Regions from separate parts of the Homo sapiens genome. Here region 1 is linked to region 2. The links are chromatin loops, found by intact Hi-C in ENCODE. Cell type or tissue: ascending aorta. All regions are shown on one strand. Region 1 overlaps PDIA5 (protein disulfide isomerase family A member 5). Region 2 has its middle 8.7 kb from the start of SEMA5B.

What was found. A loop is a pair of places that touch in the nucleus more often than their neighbours do. Peaks named below come from ENCODE experiments on the same cell type or tissue, not always from the same donor. Only the 100,000 strongest peaks of a DNase experiment are listed, where the experiment ranks them.
Region 1: a loop joins it to region 2, with 2.6 times the contacts of the local background. A loop is called at or near these places in 7 of 110 quality-filtered maps.

Annotation. Positions count from the first base shown.
Region 1 is chr3:123,085,459-123,093,458 of GRCh38, forward strand. It overlaps PDIA5 (protein disulfide isomerase family A member 5), which reads left to right. Exons shown (of 17, transcript NM_006810.4): 2 at 3,710-3,836; 3 at 6,897-6,984. Among named protein-coding and RNA genes, the nearest start is that of PDIA5, 22 kb to the left of the region's middle. RefSeq lists an enhancer at 1-59. In ascending aorta, no CTCF peak of the experiment used is centred here; a DNase peak (open chromatin) is centred at 4,443; H3K27ac peaks cover 4,850 bases.
Region 2 is chr3:123,032,486-123,040,485 of GRCh38, forward strand. No RefSeq gene overlaps it. Among named protein-coding and RNA genes, the nearest start is that of SEMA5B, 8.7 kb to the left of the region's middle. RefSeq lists an enhancer at 1,558-2,112. In ascending aorta, no CTCF peak of the experiment used is centred here; DNase peaks (open chromatin) are centred at 4,266 and 4,686; H3K27ac peaks cover 1,550 bases.

The DNA.
Region 1 (8,000 bases), 53 kb after region 2:
AATGCTGGGTGAGGGGCTTGGCTGACTGGCTGGAAGGTGGTTTGTTTAATCTCATTGGCCCTGGGTTAGATGACCTGCGGGATGGACTGGGTTTTATGGGAAGGAAGCTGAGGGTGTGCTGTGAGCCTCAGCCTCTAGTGGTTTCTCTTGTACACACTTTGTTGTCGCTGCGGCTCAGCTGCACACACCGCTGCCTGGGCAGATGAGCTCTGGGCTCACCCTCCCTCCTGCCTTCCCCTTTCCTTCTCCCCAGTTCCAGAAGCGTGGGTGCCTACCAGCCTCAGGAGGGGCTGGACTACAGGTCAGAGTCCTGAGGCCCTGGGCAAGAGCAGTTGTTGCTCTCCGCTGGTCAGATTATCTGAGGATTAAAAACAGCAGTGAGGCAATGTGTTTTTCCAACAGATTATTTTTTTTCCCTTTAATCATGTGCATTGAGCTGTGGAGTTTTCAGTCTGAAGTCCGTTAGCTCCCTGGGAGTAGTAGGATAACATGTAATAATAATAAAGTTTAGCAGACTTTTTGGTGAGCTCTTAAGGTGGCTTGCATAAGGGCAGCGGGTCCTCAGACATTTTACCCTGCTCTGCAGGGTGTGATGAGGGAGAAATCATTCCTTGGCTTCCTCCTGGATGGGTTTACTCTGGGAAGAGGGAAACTTTGAATTCCAATGGCAGATTATATTTAGAAACACTAGAATATGGTAATGTTTCAGTCTTCTTCTCTGCTGAGATGGAAGTTTGTGTTATATATTATGGTAACTGATACTCTCAGAGTGCTTTCTGATTTATAAAACACGTTCAATAAATTATCCCATTTCATCCTCATATCAATCCCACGAGGGAAGTATCATTATCTGTATGTCAGACAGGAGTCACTAAGCCTGTAAAAGGTTGAGTGACATTGGCTAGGCATCTTAGCTATTGAGTGATGAGGCTCAGACTCAATCCAAGACTTCTGACTGCAAAAAGGCAGGAGGCTGAGAAGGCGTGACTCATATTAGAAAGACTGGGATTCAGATCCTGGCTCTACTTACTAGCTATGTAATTTTGGTCAGATTATTTTTAAAAAAATTTTTTCTGGCAGAAATTAACACTCCTCTCAGTATGACCAAGCATATCAAATAAGCTATGGTTGCCCCTTTTTATTGACCATGTTCCTCCATGAGCTCCGTCGTTGCTCTGTTCTGGTCTGGTTGCTCTGCAGGCTGTTGAACAGTTGTCATCCTGGGATTTCTCTTCACCATCAATGTGGTAATCCTTTTGCCTCTCTCTTTCATTGAATTCTTTGTTTCCTAGTTTCCATGTCTAATTTTTCATTTATTTTTTGTTGTAGTGGAAGACGGGTCCCAGTATCTTTCTGAGAAAGGGTGCGCTGGTGGTAAATGTTATACATCTGATATTTTCATCTGTTCAAGTCTATTTTCATGATTGGTAGTTTGGCTGGTTACAGAATTCCAGTTAGAAATCATTTTCCTTGAGAATTGTGAAGCCAATGCTTGATTGTCTTTTGTGTGCTGATGAAGTCTTATGCCAATTCTGACTCCTGATCTTTTGTATGTTGTATTTATTTTTTCTTTGAAATGGTTAGGGTCTCCCCTTTGTCAGCAGTGTTCTGAAAGTTTTCAGTGATGTATTTTGGTAAGAGTCTTTTTATTCATGATGCTGGGCCCTGCCAACTGAAGACTCATATCCTTCAGTTTTGGAACATTTTCTTCAACTATTATTTTAATTTATTTGCTTTTTTAGAGATTGAGTCTCACTGTTGCCCAGGCTGGCCATGAACTCCTGGGCTCAAGTGATTCTCCTGCCTCAGCCTGCTAAGTAGTTGGAACTGCAGGCATGAGACGTTGTGCCAGGCTTCAAATTAATTTTTTGATAATTGATTTTCCTCTTTTTTTTTTCTTTTTCTTTTTCTGGAGTCTCTTTAATTTGGTTCTTGTGCTTAATGGGTCCATTCTCTTATTTTTCTTAAGTCCTTTTTTATTTCTTGATCTTTTTGTTGTATTTTCTAGGAGATTTTTTTTTTTCAATTCTACTTCCAACCCTAATTATTTCTGTGATAGTTTTACTTTCCAAGAGATTTTCACGATTCTCTGAGTATTTATTTTTCTTCATAACATTCTATTCTTATTTTATGGATGCACCATTTTATTTCTCTGAGAATAATAATTTTCTTGTTTTCTTCTGTTCTTTTAATTTTCTTTTTCTTCTACATTTCATCTTTCCATTGGTTTGTTCTGGTCTCTGTCTTTTGTAACCGGTGAACCTTGATTATCTGTCTGTTTTGAAGAGCAAGGCACTAGCACATTGACTGGCAGCTCTGTGAGTGTGTGGAGGGAGTGGAGAGTGCTTGTTTACTGGGAGAGCCTCACAGTGGAGATTTGAGCAGGAACCCAGCTGTTTCAATTGAGGATCTCCAAATCACTGTCTTTAGGTTGTTTTTCTTATGCTCCTCAGTTTCCCCAGAGGGAAATTCTCTAATCTGTTGCCTGGGGAATAAGACTGGCAGGTGGCATTCCAGAGAAGGGAAGGGAGATGCTGGGGGCTGGGAGCTTGGAGGAATGAGTGATCTCAAGGTTCAGTTTGTAGACTTTCTTTGAATCCCCCTGTCTTTTCTGAGGGCCATCCTCCCACCCTCTGCCGGGTTATCTCCCAGTGGAACTTTTCTTACTCAATCTCTCCATATAGTAACCCTCTTGCTTTCTGACAGGTGGGCAAGGGGCTGTTGCCCAGCTGTGCAATCTGGGCAAGGGGATCTGCTTTGTGTCTACTCCTTATTCACACTTTTAATAAACCCCCACCCATTGCTTTTAGCCCACCCTTCATTGTGCCTGCAGAGGTGCCTGATACCTCCAGTTCCCGAAGTTTTCCAGGGTTCTCTGGGGGAGAATTGGCTCATTTCTTGTTGACTGACCTCCTGAGATCACTTGGCTGAGTAAGAAAAGCTAAAAACCTCTCACCCATCCATTCCCATCCTAAGCATTAAGGGATGATCTTATTTCTCTGTGTATTTTATGCTTTGGTGCTTCTAGATGGGATGGAGTTTTTACTTTGCCCCAGCATATGGCATTGTGGTAACATGAGGAATATGGACAGACATTGACCTCCCAGGGGGCTCTCGACTGATGTGTAACAATGCAGAATGTTTATACAAACCTCCCTTGGTATCCTTGAGGGATTGGTTCCAGCATCCCGCCTCCACAGGATACCAAAACCCATGGATGCTCAAGTCCTTTATATAAAATGGCATGGTATTTGCATCTAACCTATGCATGACTTCCTGTATACTTTAAATCATCTCTAGATTTTTTATGATACCAAATACAATATAAATGCTAAGTAAGTAGTTGTTATACTGTATTGGTTTTATTGCTATTATTTTTTACTGTTATCCCGTTATTTTTTATGTTTTTCAAATGTTTTCCATCCATGGTTGGTCAAATCTGTGGATGCGGAACCTGCGAGATAGAGGGCTGACTGTATATATCTGCAGTCCATACAGCCTTATAAAAGTGCCTGGAGGGGAAGGGAGACTGGGAGTGGGCTGGGGAGTGTCCCTAGAGGTGAAGAAGTAGGTGTGGTGCATGAGATGTGTTGGTTTGCCCTCATCCTCTGGAAGTAAAGCAGCTCTAGGCAGCACATCCATGGGCACCGATTCTTCTGGGGCCCAGCCAGAAGCTGGAACTCACAGTCGTTGGCTCCTTGATCCCCAGGTGGTCCTGCCATCATGGCTGTCCTCTGCAAAGGTCTCCTCGCTCATTGAGAGAATCTCTGACCCCAAGGACTTGAAAAAACTGCTCAGAACCCGGAATAATGTACTGGTGCTTTACTCCAAATCTGGTGAGTGTCCCTTCCTGGCCTTGAGGTCAACCATCGGGGTAGGATGGGATTCAGGGGAAGGAGTGGGAGGCAGGAGACGTTAGGATGAAAACCACTTAGGGAGGGTCCAAGGGACATGGGGTTTGTCACCTTTCCTCAGAAGACAGAGGCAGAGGCACACAGAGGCATTGGCTCTGCCACTTTCTGATCCGAGGGGGTGGTTCCATTTCTTTTTTATGACTGTTTGTTGGGAAAGTCCTCTGGAGCCCCTCACTCCTCAAGAGGGAGAGGGCGTGTGTGAAGTAGGACAGAGGATCACAGTGGCGGACACTGGGCATGGATGTCCTGGCTTCCTGCACAGGCATGGGGCCGAGCCCTGCCAGGGCATGCTTCACCAGAGCTGTTGATTAACTGGCCAGGCCGGCCTGTTGCCAGCTGAATGGGTCCCAGGCTTGGAAGTACTCACCCCAGCTGGCAGCCCTGGCCCTGCCCAGTCCATCTGTCCTGCTCTGGGGTCAGATGCAAGACTGAATTTGGAGTGGGCTCTAAGCTTGGGTCACAGCATTTCTTGGGGGCAGGAGCAGCGGCCTGCCTCTCTTCTGACCTTGAGGCTGGCAAGGACATAGCAGATGGAGAGAGGTTTGCTTGGCTCTTGGCAGTGACTTTGGGGGAGGGTGAACGCTGACTCTGTTGAAGTTGTTCCAGCAGAGTTAAGTGTTTTTTGCTGCTTCTAAGGATGCCAAGTTTTCTGTGGCCCTGGAGAAGCAGCAGCCAGTGGCTGGCCAGTTCCGGGCAAAGTTTTCCCCGGCAGCTCGGCCTCAGCACTCACTGGCACCTGGGGGATGATAGAGGCTCCAGACGTGCCTGCATCCTCCAGGCATCCCTGGCACGTGGGATGTGTTCATTGCCACTTGCGGCTGCTGCTTCCCCTTCTGGCACACATGCCCCGAGTGCATTGTTGGGAGCCCAGCATGTGACTAGCATTCCTCTGCTGTCAGGAATAGGGGCGAAATCAAGGGAAAGGGGAAGCAGTGTCCTCTTGAGGCCTGGGGCATAGGGCCCTGAAAACGTGTGGCTTGCTGCCTTGGATACTCCCGGAGTTGGAACTAGGAGGACTGTCAGTGATAGACACGCTCCATTCCTTCCCTAGGGTAGATCCCATCATATAAGCTCATCATAATACAGTCTCATTGGCTCCTTTGCTGTGAGGGAGGCAGTGCAGGTTGTCAGAGGACATCCAGTATACAAATGAGGAAATGGAAGCTGGGAGTAGCGGACTTGTTTGAGATCTTCCAGCAGCAGGTGGGAGCTGGTCCCCTATGCCCCGCTGTCTCTCATTTTCTCTGATGGAGGATGGGAAGAGAGTATTGATTCTGCAATGACAGAAGGGCTTTGAGATCAGGTTGGGGCTGAGGCCGGAAAATCATTATGGGAAGTTAGAGAGTGGAAAGGTGGGGCCCTGTTGTCAGGCGCTTGCAGGGCAGGAGGTAGCACCTAAGCTCTCTTTCCCTCACCCGACCCTGTCTTGAGCCATTGAGAGTAGAGCCCCTGGTGCTTCCCACTTGTCAGCCTACCTCCTGCTTTCATTGCCTGATGGGGCCTGGGCAATTATTTTAACTTCCTGCCTCCTTGCCTAGGCCTGCTGCACGAGAGACATGTGACCTTCAGTGGGGCTTTTGAACAGTGCAGAAACTGGATTTTCTTTGCTCCCTCCCATCCTTCCAAGCAGTGCCTCCCTTTCCATGGCTAAAATGCAGGTTAGGGCAGGGGGTACTTTATCTTGCTGTAGTTTATTTCTCCCCCTCCCCTGCTTCCCAGAACCCAGTCCCAGCAGTAGAACAATGGCTTTCCCCACATCAGTGGCTCGCCCTCCTCCTGTCACCCTGGCTGTGGTTTCCTGGGAGTGCCTTCTCCGAGTGACTCCATGCATGTCTCTTGAGCGATACTTTTGTTTGCTTCTGTGAAAGGCTCAGCATGCTCTGTATTCACAAACAGCTACCATTATCCACACTAGAAAAGGCGATCTGCGGAGGCACATAATTCAGACATCATTTCTGCTTGGCTTGGGGATGTATCATATGGTTTTTGGCGGGAGAAAGCAGCAGATCGCTCTCCCCACAAGTCTTTGTCTGGCAGGCCTTTCAAGTGAGCTCACAGGTGTCGCCTAGGAGAACGTGACTCAGGAGCCTGCTGGCCACAGGAATCAAACACTGGCCACAGCCACTTTGCAGTGGATCATTGCAGGCTGGCAGTGCTGAAATCCTGGCCACAGAGGCTCTGTCCCTAAGACCCTGCCCTCCCACAGTAGTATCCGGGTGCCTTGCCCTGACCCATCAGGATTGACATCTGCACCAATGAGAAAGTCTTCCTTTCTTGTGATCACTCCATCCTGTCCCAAGGCATGGTCCACATTCCTGCAATTGACCCCTGGAGGTGCTACCAGGACCAGCTCTTGCCCCGTGGCTTCTGGGGAAGTGGGCTGTTAAATGTGGCTTAGGTGTCTTTGGCATTGGCCCATCAGAGCCTAGTGTCACTTATAGACCTCATTTTATCATCAGGTTGTACTGAGCTCCTAGATGAGCGTGTGCTGCACAAGTAAAGGAAGGATCTGATCCTAGCTCTCGTCAGCTCCTAGGTGGGGCATCAGGACAGATGAATGTGGAGTCAGCAACATCATTCCCTGCTTTAGTTATAGGATTGTCATTGTTTATGGAATTGTCAAAATGTATCCCAGAAAGACATGAGTCGGAGACTTTACTGGCCTTGAGGATCTGGCTGAGAGATTCTTGGAATAGTAAGGTGTGAGGTGTGGATTAAGGCAGGGTGACTTGGGGGTTCTGTGTCCAAGAGGAAGGCCCCTGAGTATGGTGGGATCAGGGGTTTCTGAGAAGAGCCAGGACCATTCTTGCAGCACAGGCCCTGGCACTGTTGAATGCAGGGATGGGTGTTTTACCTGGTGCTCAGGACTTCTCCACCCCCTCTAGGATTGGTCTCCATCCTTCCTCACCCCTGAGGGAAGATAGCAGACATGACCCAGTGCCCTTGGTCACAGATGTTTAATTTTTTGTTTTTTTTTTACAGAGGTGGCAGCTGAAAATCATCTCAGGTTACTGTCCACAGTGGCCCAGGCGGTGAAAGGACAAGGGACCATCTGCTGGGTGGACTGTGGGTATGTGCTGGGGCCATGTGCCATGGTGGCTGCTGGGCAGAGGGGCACTTGGGGCTTTGATTGGTGGGGACAGGAACTGTCTCTTGATTAATAATCTGGGAGAGAGGATGCGATGGAAAGATTCCATCTAGTGATACTTCGAGGTCACCTCTGGACTGGAAGAGTGGTGTCTGGCTTTCCACCCCTTTCTTCCCAGCCCAGCCCCATTTCTTCCCTTTTTCCGTAGAGCTTTCACTTTCTTCTATTTCCATGTGTTTCTTTCTTCTGTCTTCCCAGAGGGAGGTGAGTGGCAGAGGGGGCCTTCCTGTCTTACAGAGGGTGGCCTTGATACCCCGAGAGGCAAGGTGATTTTCAAGGTTACCCAGTGGGTTTGCCTGTGGTGGGTCTGCAGCAAGAACCATGAGCTTTACCCCCAACCCAGGACATTACCACTAGACGCCTCTGCTGCCCACCATGCAAAGGTAGAATCAGTGGGTCAAGCTGTCTATGCCTTGGCTTCTGAGGGGGCCCAGGCCTATAAAGGTCTTCTAAATCTTTAATGTAGCTATTATTGCCTGAGTCATAAGCCCTGTTACTACCCTGCAGGTTAAGCGAGCTTTTATGGCACCCACTCCAGTGTAATCCTCTTCCTCTTTAGTCTGAGTTCTAAATGGTTACTTTTCGAGTGAATTTTTGGGACATAACTGATTTATAAGTTGATGACCTCAAGTTTGTTCTGCCTGTGATTAGAGAGCATTGAAGGAGATTCATATTTTGACAAAGCACTGAGTGAAACTAGGATAATAAGTCTTAGCCAAGTGGTGTGTGCTGTAGAGGGTGTGTGTGTGTGTGTGTGTGTGGCCTCATACTTCCAGATTCATTCAGATACTAACTGAACAGAAAAGGTTGCTCACCAGGCAGTAGGTGAGATCTTAGCCATTGGTTAATTCTAGTTCATAGTTGGTCCAAAAGTGTGCTTGCCTTGACCAGCTGTGCTCTGTGTGACTGGCAAAGTAAAAAGCCTATTAAATGAAGAC
Region 2 (8,000 bases):
TCCACATAGGTCATTTCCTCACTTCCTTTAATCTCTGCTCAAATATCAATTCATCAGAGATGTATTACCATCTTTTCAAAAATGACAAATACTTGTCATTATCACCATCTGACATTGTACATATTTATTGTCTGTCTCCCCTGACCAGAATATAAATTCCACAGGAGCAGAGGCCTTGCCTGCTTTGTTCATCACTATAGCCCCAGCTTACAGAACAGGGCTTGGTTTTTGTTTGTTTGGTGGTTTCTTTTAAAGGTACAAAATAATGATTTAATAAATGAATGATTATTATCCTCATTTTACAGATAGGAATCAGGGATGCAATTGGTAATTTTCAGAGCTAGGCTTGAACTGAGATTTTTCCATATAAATTTTTTTCTCCAATTGCTTATTAGTTAATATTTATATTAGCACTTAAAAACTCTTTAATAGAAAATGTATATTATAGTAAAACATGCTAATTGTTTTTCAACCCAGTTAACCACCTGCAGCATTCCAAATCACAACAGAGGGGAGAATTAGCTCTGAAACCCACAAAAAGTGTTCATCAATCCCACATACACGCAATTTTTCTGGAACCATTTTTGTTCCCTGTGTTACATTTCTAGTTTTTCTTCATACAGTCCTAAGTCAAGGGTGTGGTGAGAGATTGGGAAGGCAGGCTTTGTAGCTTGGCCTCGGGCTGACACCCAGGGGTAATCACATCTCTCTTCCTGAGCACTCATAAGCACCTCTCTGCTTTCCTCTTTCCTGCTCAGCTGGCACAGACTGTCAGATTTGGGCTGAGGATAAATCAAGAGGAAGTGAGGTATGGGTTGTGAAGATCAGAGGCATGGCTGGTTCAGGGATGACACCAGGCTTCCTGGCAGATGAGCAGGATAAAGGGTCAAGTCCAAGGGCTCAACTCCAGGCAAGGAAGACAGTGGCAACTCTTCGGATGTTTAGACCCAAGGAAGAACATAAGGTGTGGTCACCCTTCTTGAAGGCATTTGAACACTAGAGATCTGTGTCTGTGATTATCTCCCAGGACCAGCGTGAAGCCACAGAGGTCCTGGATAAGATCAGGACAGGATGGGCGTTGGCCAAGGTCACCTAAAGCAGTGTTCCCAGAAGGAGATCTGTATCCCATTAAAAAAAGGATCTGGGCCGGGCGCGGTGGCTCATGCCTGTAATCCCAGCACTTTGGGAGGCCAAGGCGGGTGGATCACCTGAGGTTGGGAGTTCGAGATCAGCCTGACCAACATGGAGAAACCCCGTCTCTACTAAAAATACAAAAAATTAGCCGAGCATGGTGGCACATGCCTATAATGGCAGATACTCGGGAGGCTGAGGCAGGAGAATTGCTTGAACCAGGGAGGTGGAGGTTGCAGTGAGCTGAGATCACGCCATTGCACTCCAGCCTGGGCAACAAGAGCGAAACTCTGCCTCAAAAAAAATAAATAAATAAAAGAAAAGGAAAAGATCCCAGGTTGTAACCAAAAAGGGCTTGGGCCTGGCCTGGTGCTGAGAGGACCCGAGCAGGACCATATCTCTGGGTAGGGCATAAGGAGGGAGAACCTCCTGCCTGGTTGGGGGTAGAAAACCACTGGAGTGGTTGAGAGGTCCAGAAAGGCTTTTGCCCCCACCAAAATGTCTCTCCTCTGGTGTTCCATGGACTAAAATCCTCATAGCAGTGAAATAGTAGGTTGGCCTAATGCCTTATCTAAACGAGGCAACACATACATTAGCAGCACCTTAGCAGGAGTGGGAGATAAACAGCCATTCCCTTTGAATGATCTATTGAGCACACCTCTGTACCAGGACCATATAAAGCACCTAGAACCCTAGCCCCCGGAGAGAAGGCATTCAAGACATTGTTATTGATAGAAGGCATGGAGGGATGCAGCAGCAGACGATGCGTGACCGTGGGAGGGCCAGAGAGGCCTTGAATGCCATGGAATGGGGCTGGAATTTTTCCTATAGTCCAGGCAAGGGAAATAATACAAAGTTTGGGGCAGAAGGCTGATGAAGTGAGAACAGTAGCAGTGGCTAAACTTGAGTGATGGAGACCAACTAGGAGACTGTTATGACAGCCCCAGCACCTGAGTAGGATCCTGATTGGGGCAGATATGCCAAAAACAATGAAAACCCATTATCCACACTTATTGCATGAGGTAGTACCCTAAGGGGTCAGAAAGCAGAATAGGGAACTAAGATGGGGAGGAATAAAAAAGAATAAGAGAAACAATACGAGTGATCATTAGAGAAAGGGGGAGTGTGAGCCAAGTGAAGTAAGTGAAGTCCTGATGAAGACAACTTTGCCTGAACCCCACCCATTTTGCTTTGTGCTGGCTCTGCTCTCATCTGGGAAATGAGGGGGATAGAACGTGCCCTTAACACATCCTGGCAATGCTGCAGGTAGCTTGGATCTCAGATGTTAGCCAAGAAGCCCTGATTTGAGTGGGAGGCAGCAGGCTTCCTCACTTCAATTAAATAAGAATTTTCACACCCCTGTTATTTGCTCAGTTCTGTTCTGAGGCTAGAGAGGACACACACAGAGGATAAGCAGTGCTTAAGGGATGATCATCTTATTGGGAACGTGAGGTGCAAGCAAGAAGTAAATAGCAGGTAAATGCCAGATTGACTGCTCCAGGCAATAAATACTGGAGAAGTTCAGTGGAGAGGGAGTCGCTGAGGCATAGTGTCCAGGAAGGCTTCTTGAAGGAGGTGGGAATTGCCTTGGGTCACAAAGAAAATGTGGGCGTGGGCAGATGCAGGTGATGAAACATGCATTTAGTGGAATTCTTTAAGAAAGTAAAGGAGGAGTAGGTATAATGAGGAAAAACCTATAACCCACTTAGACTTTTAAAGAGCTTTTGACAAAGTTCTCTAAGAAAGGCTTTTTTGAAAGGTTAAGTCACCATGAAACTTGAGGGGGAGGAAAGAATGATATCTCTTTTATCAAGAGAATGGCTTAGAGACAGAAAATAAATGGTAGGAACAAATTTAGGCTTCAGCCAGGCACAGTGTCTCATGCCTGTAATCCCAGTACTTTGGGAGGCTGAGACAGGAGGATTGCTTCAGCTCAGGAGTTCAAGACCAGCCTGAGCAACATAGTGAGACCCCGTCACTCTAAAAGAAAATTTTTTTCTTAATTAGCCAGGCATGGTGGCGCACACCTGTAGTCTTAGCTACTCGGGAGGCTGAGCAGGAGGATCCCTTGGGCCTAGGAGGTCAAGGTGGCAGTGAGCTAAGATCCAGCCACTTTGCTCCAGCATAGATGACAGAGCAAGACCCTGTCTCAAAAAAAAAAAAAAAAGAAAAAAAGAAAAAAAAAATTTAGGCTTCTTTAGATGGTCCATTGTTAAAATTTTCTCTTCAAGAATCTGTGCAATAAATGGATAAACAAAATATGATATAGACATACAATGAAATATTCAGCCTTTAAAATGAATGAAATTTAACATGTTACAACATGGATGAAACTTGAAGACATGCTAAGTAAAAAAGTCACACACAAAAGGATAAATACTGTATGATTTCACCTTTATGATGTATTTAGAGTAGTCAACTCACAGAAACAGAAGGTAGAATGGATGTTGCCAGTGGCTTGAGAAAGGGGTAAAATGGGGGGTTAGGTTTTAATGGGTGCAGAGTTTCACTTTGGAATGATGAAAAGGTTGTAGAGATAGAGGGTGGTGACGGTGGCCGAATGCAAATGTGCTTAATGCCACTGAACTGTGCACTTCAGGAGCACTGAGACAGCACATTTTATGTTAGTGTATTTCACCATAATTAAAAAGGAAAAAATACATATGTGGAACGGCCCAGTTTATGTATTAAAAAGTAAATATTTTTAAAATAAGTTAACATGATACATTTTATGTTGTTTATATTTTACCACAACAACAGCAAAAAAAAAAAAAAAAAAAGAGTGTATGCCAAGACTGGTATAATTTAACATCTTTATACGTGTTCGGGAGGGGAAGGTCACATGACAAATCTTTCCCTTGCAGATGGCTCCAACTATAATCCTCCAGGTACAGTGGCAAGAAACTGACAGGCTTTGACAGGAGGAGGCACCAGAGCATTGGTCTTTGACCCTGGATGGACATTAGAATCATCTCCGGGAGCTTTTGAAGATATCCCCAGAGAATCTGATTTAACTGCCCTGAGTGAGGCCCTGGGAATTAGTGTTTTTTTTCAAAGCTCCCGGGTGATTCCAATCCACAGCCAGGGTCGACTGGTTAGAGCATCAAGGCTGAAAATCTCAGACTCCCTGAGTTTGAGTCTAGGCTGTGTCGTTTGCCAGCTGTGTGATGATCAGGTTACTTAATCTGTCTGTTTCTCAATATCCTTGTCTTCAACATTGTGTAATAATAGTCCTTACCTCATAGGGTTGCAGAGAGAATTAAAAGAGATACTGTAAGGAGAACATTTAATACAGTGCCTAGGGCATTGTATGAGCTCACTAAATGTTAGTTATCATTACCCACCGAGTTTGTATAATTTGGCAAGAAAAGGGGCAGATAAATTTAACGTGGCATGTGCAGATACGTTTAAAAATAAAATCCAAACTCTGTGACTAACATCTCTGTCAAAAGTCAGGAGAGGGCCTTTGGAAGAATTTTCCCTTCCAATACATGAGTTGAAAGTCCTGCTTTGCTCCAAAAGCCAAGAAAACACGTCAGGCATCAGCGAGGGGAGGAGGTGGCTGAAAATAACTGAGCCCCCACCCCCTCATTTCTTTAAACATGATACATCCACCTCTCACTGATTTGTGCTGGGTTCTAGTCACTGAACCTCTGATGTTCAGATACTGGAGAAGGAACGGAAGAGAATAACTCAAGGCTGCCGAGGGAAGACAGGCCAGAAAGGGTTAGAACCCTCCAGACTGGAAAAGGACACAATGGCAATCAGTAAACTCATCAATAACCAGAAGATCAACAAGGACTTATTCAACCCAAATACTCGCTGGAGGGGAAGATGAGAGAGGAATAGTTAGAGCAAATAAAAGGAATAGGTAATAAAATTGTGGAACAATTTACTCCAAGATGTAGTACATGAGGGAAATAGAAATGAATTCACAAAGCATCTGGACAAACTAATGTCAGAGATGTAAATGGATGCCCAGGGAAGCTGACATACGCTCACCTTGAAAGTCTGCATCAGGGAAGGTAGTGGGCATGTCCCTCCCAACAATGGAGAGACCATGGTCTGACCAGCATGTGCATTCTGATGTGTTTAGTGTCCCTAAGGAGGAATTTGCCAAAGAGTCAGGAATGGAAAAGAGTGTGCTGTGTTCTAGGGACAGTGAAAAAATTGGATTGGCTACAGTGAAAGGGCCAAGGACATGAGGGGGATTCGTCAGGATAGGTAAGGCTGGATCAGATTATCAACAGTACCCAGAACCAGTGAAATCAGCCCAAGAATCACAGAATATTGTAGCTCCTCTAGTCCAACACCTCCCTTCAAAAGATGAAAAAGTAGAGCTCAAGGGGATACATTCACTTGTCCAACATCTTACAATGTGTTGACAGCAGAGCAGAGATGGGAACCCTGTAGCTCTTCTATAATACCGTATGGTGGACTGGGTCTGGGACTTTGGAGAAAGACTTACCAAATCAATGACCTTGAGAAAGAGCGTTATCTCCTCTGAGCCCCAATGTGAAATAACTTAACCCACTCCAGGCCACATTAGCCTGGGGATACAAGTAAAGACTTGGCAAAAGTCCCAAAGCTGTTTCTCCAGCTCCACCCTCTTAACTTGGAAATTGCAGCTTTCCCCCATTTTTTCCTGGTAAGTCCTTGCAAGCCCCAGCACATGCCTCAGTCGAGTCCAGGGCCCGAGTCCTGTCAGCTGCCCTTGCTCTGCCCCTCCTTCTTGCCTTGGCTGTTTGGGTCAATGTCCCTAGACTCTACTGATGTCTCATTTTAAGTCCCCTCCTAGTGTCCAAGAACATCTCCAAGTTAAGTTTCCTGATGCTTGTGAAGAGGGATTGTTTTGCAGGTTGCAGAAAACACTGGCCTCGACTTTTCTCTCACTCTCCTTTGAAAATGGAACTGGAGCAACTTTTGGTGTTTCTTGGCTCTGCACTGCAGCTGTCGTGCCTTAGGACTGTCTGGTCCAGAGGACAAGCCGAGCGATACACTCGCCCTTGCTGCACTCAGAACTCTTCCTCTCCTCCAAAACTGGCTCACCGCCCTTGAATTTCTCACCATTGTGTCTCTAGCACAGTGCTGGGTACATTATAGATGCTCAATAAATATTTGTTGAACGAATTAACAAATTCTTCTCTTCCAGGTGGATTCTCTCTTCAAGCTTAGAAAACTAATTTTTTTCACAGGAGACTCAAACCAATCTCTGCATTTTTGTCCACCCATTTCCCCCTGCAGTCTTATGGATAGGCTTGTTTGAACCTTAGGGTAAATATGGCTTTGGCTCCAGCTAGGAATTTGGGATGCATGCAGTGAGACAATGTAGACAAACAGGTCCAGCAGAAAACCTGGGATATCACAGATAACCCAACACCATTATTCCTTTTCTTTCTTTTGCCTAACTAGGATTACTGACTCAGAAGGGGGAAAAACATCAAAGGCTTCACACAAAGAAATCTATTCAAAATGAAAGCAATTTGGAGACAGGAAAATTATGGTGTATCCACATCTGGCATAATGTGGGTAGTTCTAGTCATTTAACTTTAAAAAGGCTATGCTCGTGTTATTTATTACAATTTTAATTTAGACCTCATCTATTTCCAAAAAGGATTCAAGGCAAGTAAAAAGGTTAAAAAATAAACAAACACTTACATAGAACAAAAGAAGGAAATGAAAAATAAACACATGAACCAGTTGGTTGGTTTCATGCGATTCAAGAGTGGAGAGAGTGCAAAGTGGAGCTGGATGGAAGCCGAGATTGTCCATGGGTGCAGGGCAACAGGTCCCAGGTGCAGGTGGAGGACAGAGATGGCTGGCAGTGGATGAACAATCACAGGTCAGCAAGTTTGGGATGGAGACCAAAGGTGTACATCTATGGAAGTTCCTCAGGGAGGGGAAAGTTCCCAGTGTTTCTTTGAACAATCTGAGAAGAAAGTAGAAACCTGGTTAAAAGGGATCAAAAGAGGCATGTTGGTAGATTTCAACTTGGAAATGAAAAAATAGCACTGCTTTGGAGGAGGCAATGTGTACTGATGCAACAGAATGATATTTGAGATGATAACCACATTGTTCTTTTCTTCTCTTTTTCCTCTTCTCCATCTCATTCTGGCCATAAGGCAAAGGGAGAGAAAGCCCTTATCCCCTGGGCTTTCTAGGCCTTGAGAGTGACATGAGAGGGTGAGTCAGGTTCTTATGAGTGGGTCAAGGAAGTTAACTGAGAGAGAGAAAGAGCCCTAGGAGGGGATCTCTGTTGGGATGAGGGGTCACGCAGCAGAGGGATGTGGTGTGGACTGTCCCCACAGTGAATCTGATTGGGATGTGATTACAACTCAGGGATCCCCAGCACCAGGACAGTGCAGTCTCTGTTTGAGCAGGACTGTTTATTACCCCAGCCAAGCCCAACTATGAGGCCCGCAGAAACTGCAAACAGACACCACTATCCACCTCAGAAGCACACTGCTACTAGGGGACCACTTAGGGAATCCCACCTTTCTCCAGGAGCTCAGAAAAGTGGAAATCATCCTGAATAGACTAAGTTTTAAATTAAAAAAAGACTGAGAAATACTGAAGTTTATTGATTGTACTTGAAAGTCACTAGAATAAATTTCTTGCATCAAGCAGAATACGGGCTTGGGGTCAGAAATTAACTTGAGTTATAAGAAAATGAAGTTACACGTTTCCACACCTGAGTCTTTTGATGTGAAATTTGCAGCTACTATTCTGATTTGTATTGTTGTTGTTGCTAGAGTAACACCTCAATTAACCAGAGAGTATCCTTCCATGAGCTTTAAGCTCCAGGAATAGCCCCAAAATGGATATGAAGGCTATTTCTAGTGCCCTGGACATGGAGTGACAATGAAAAC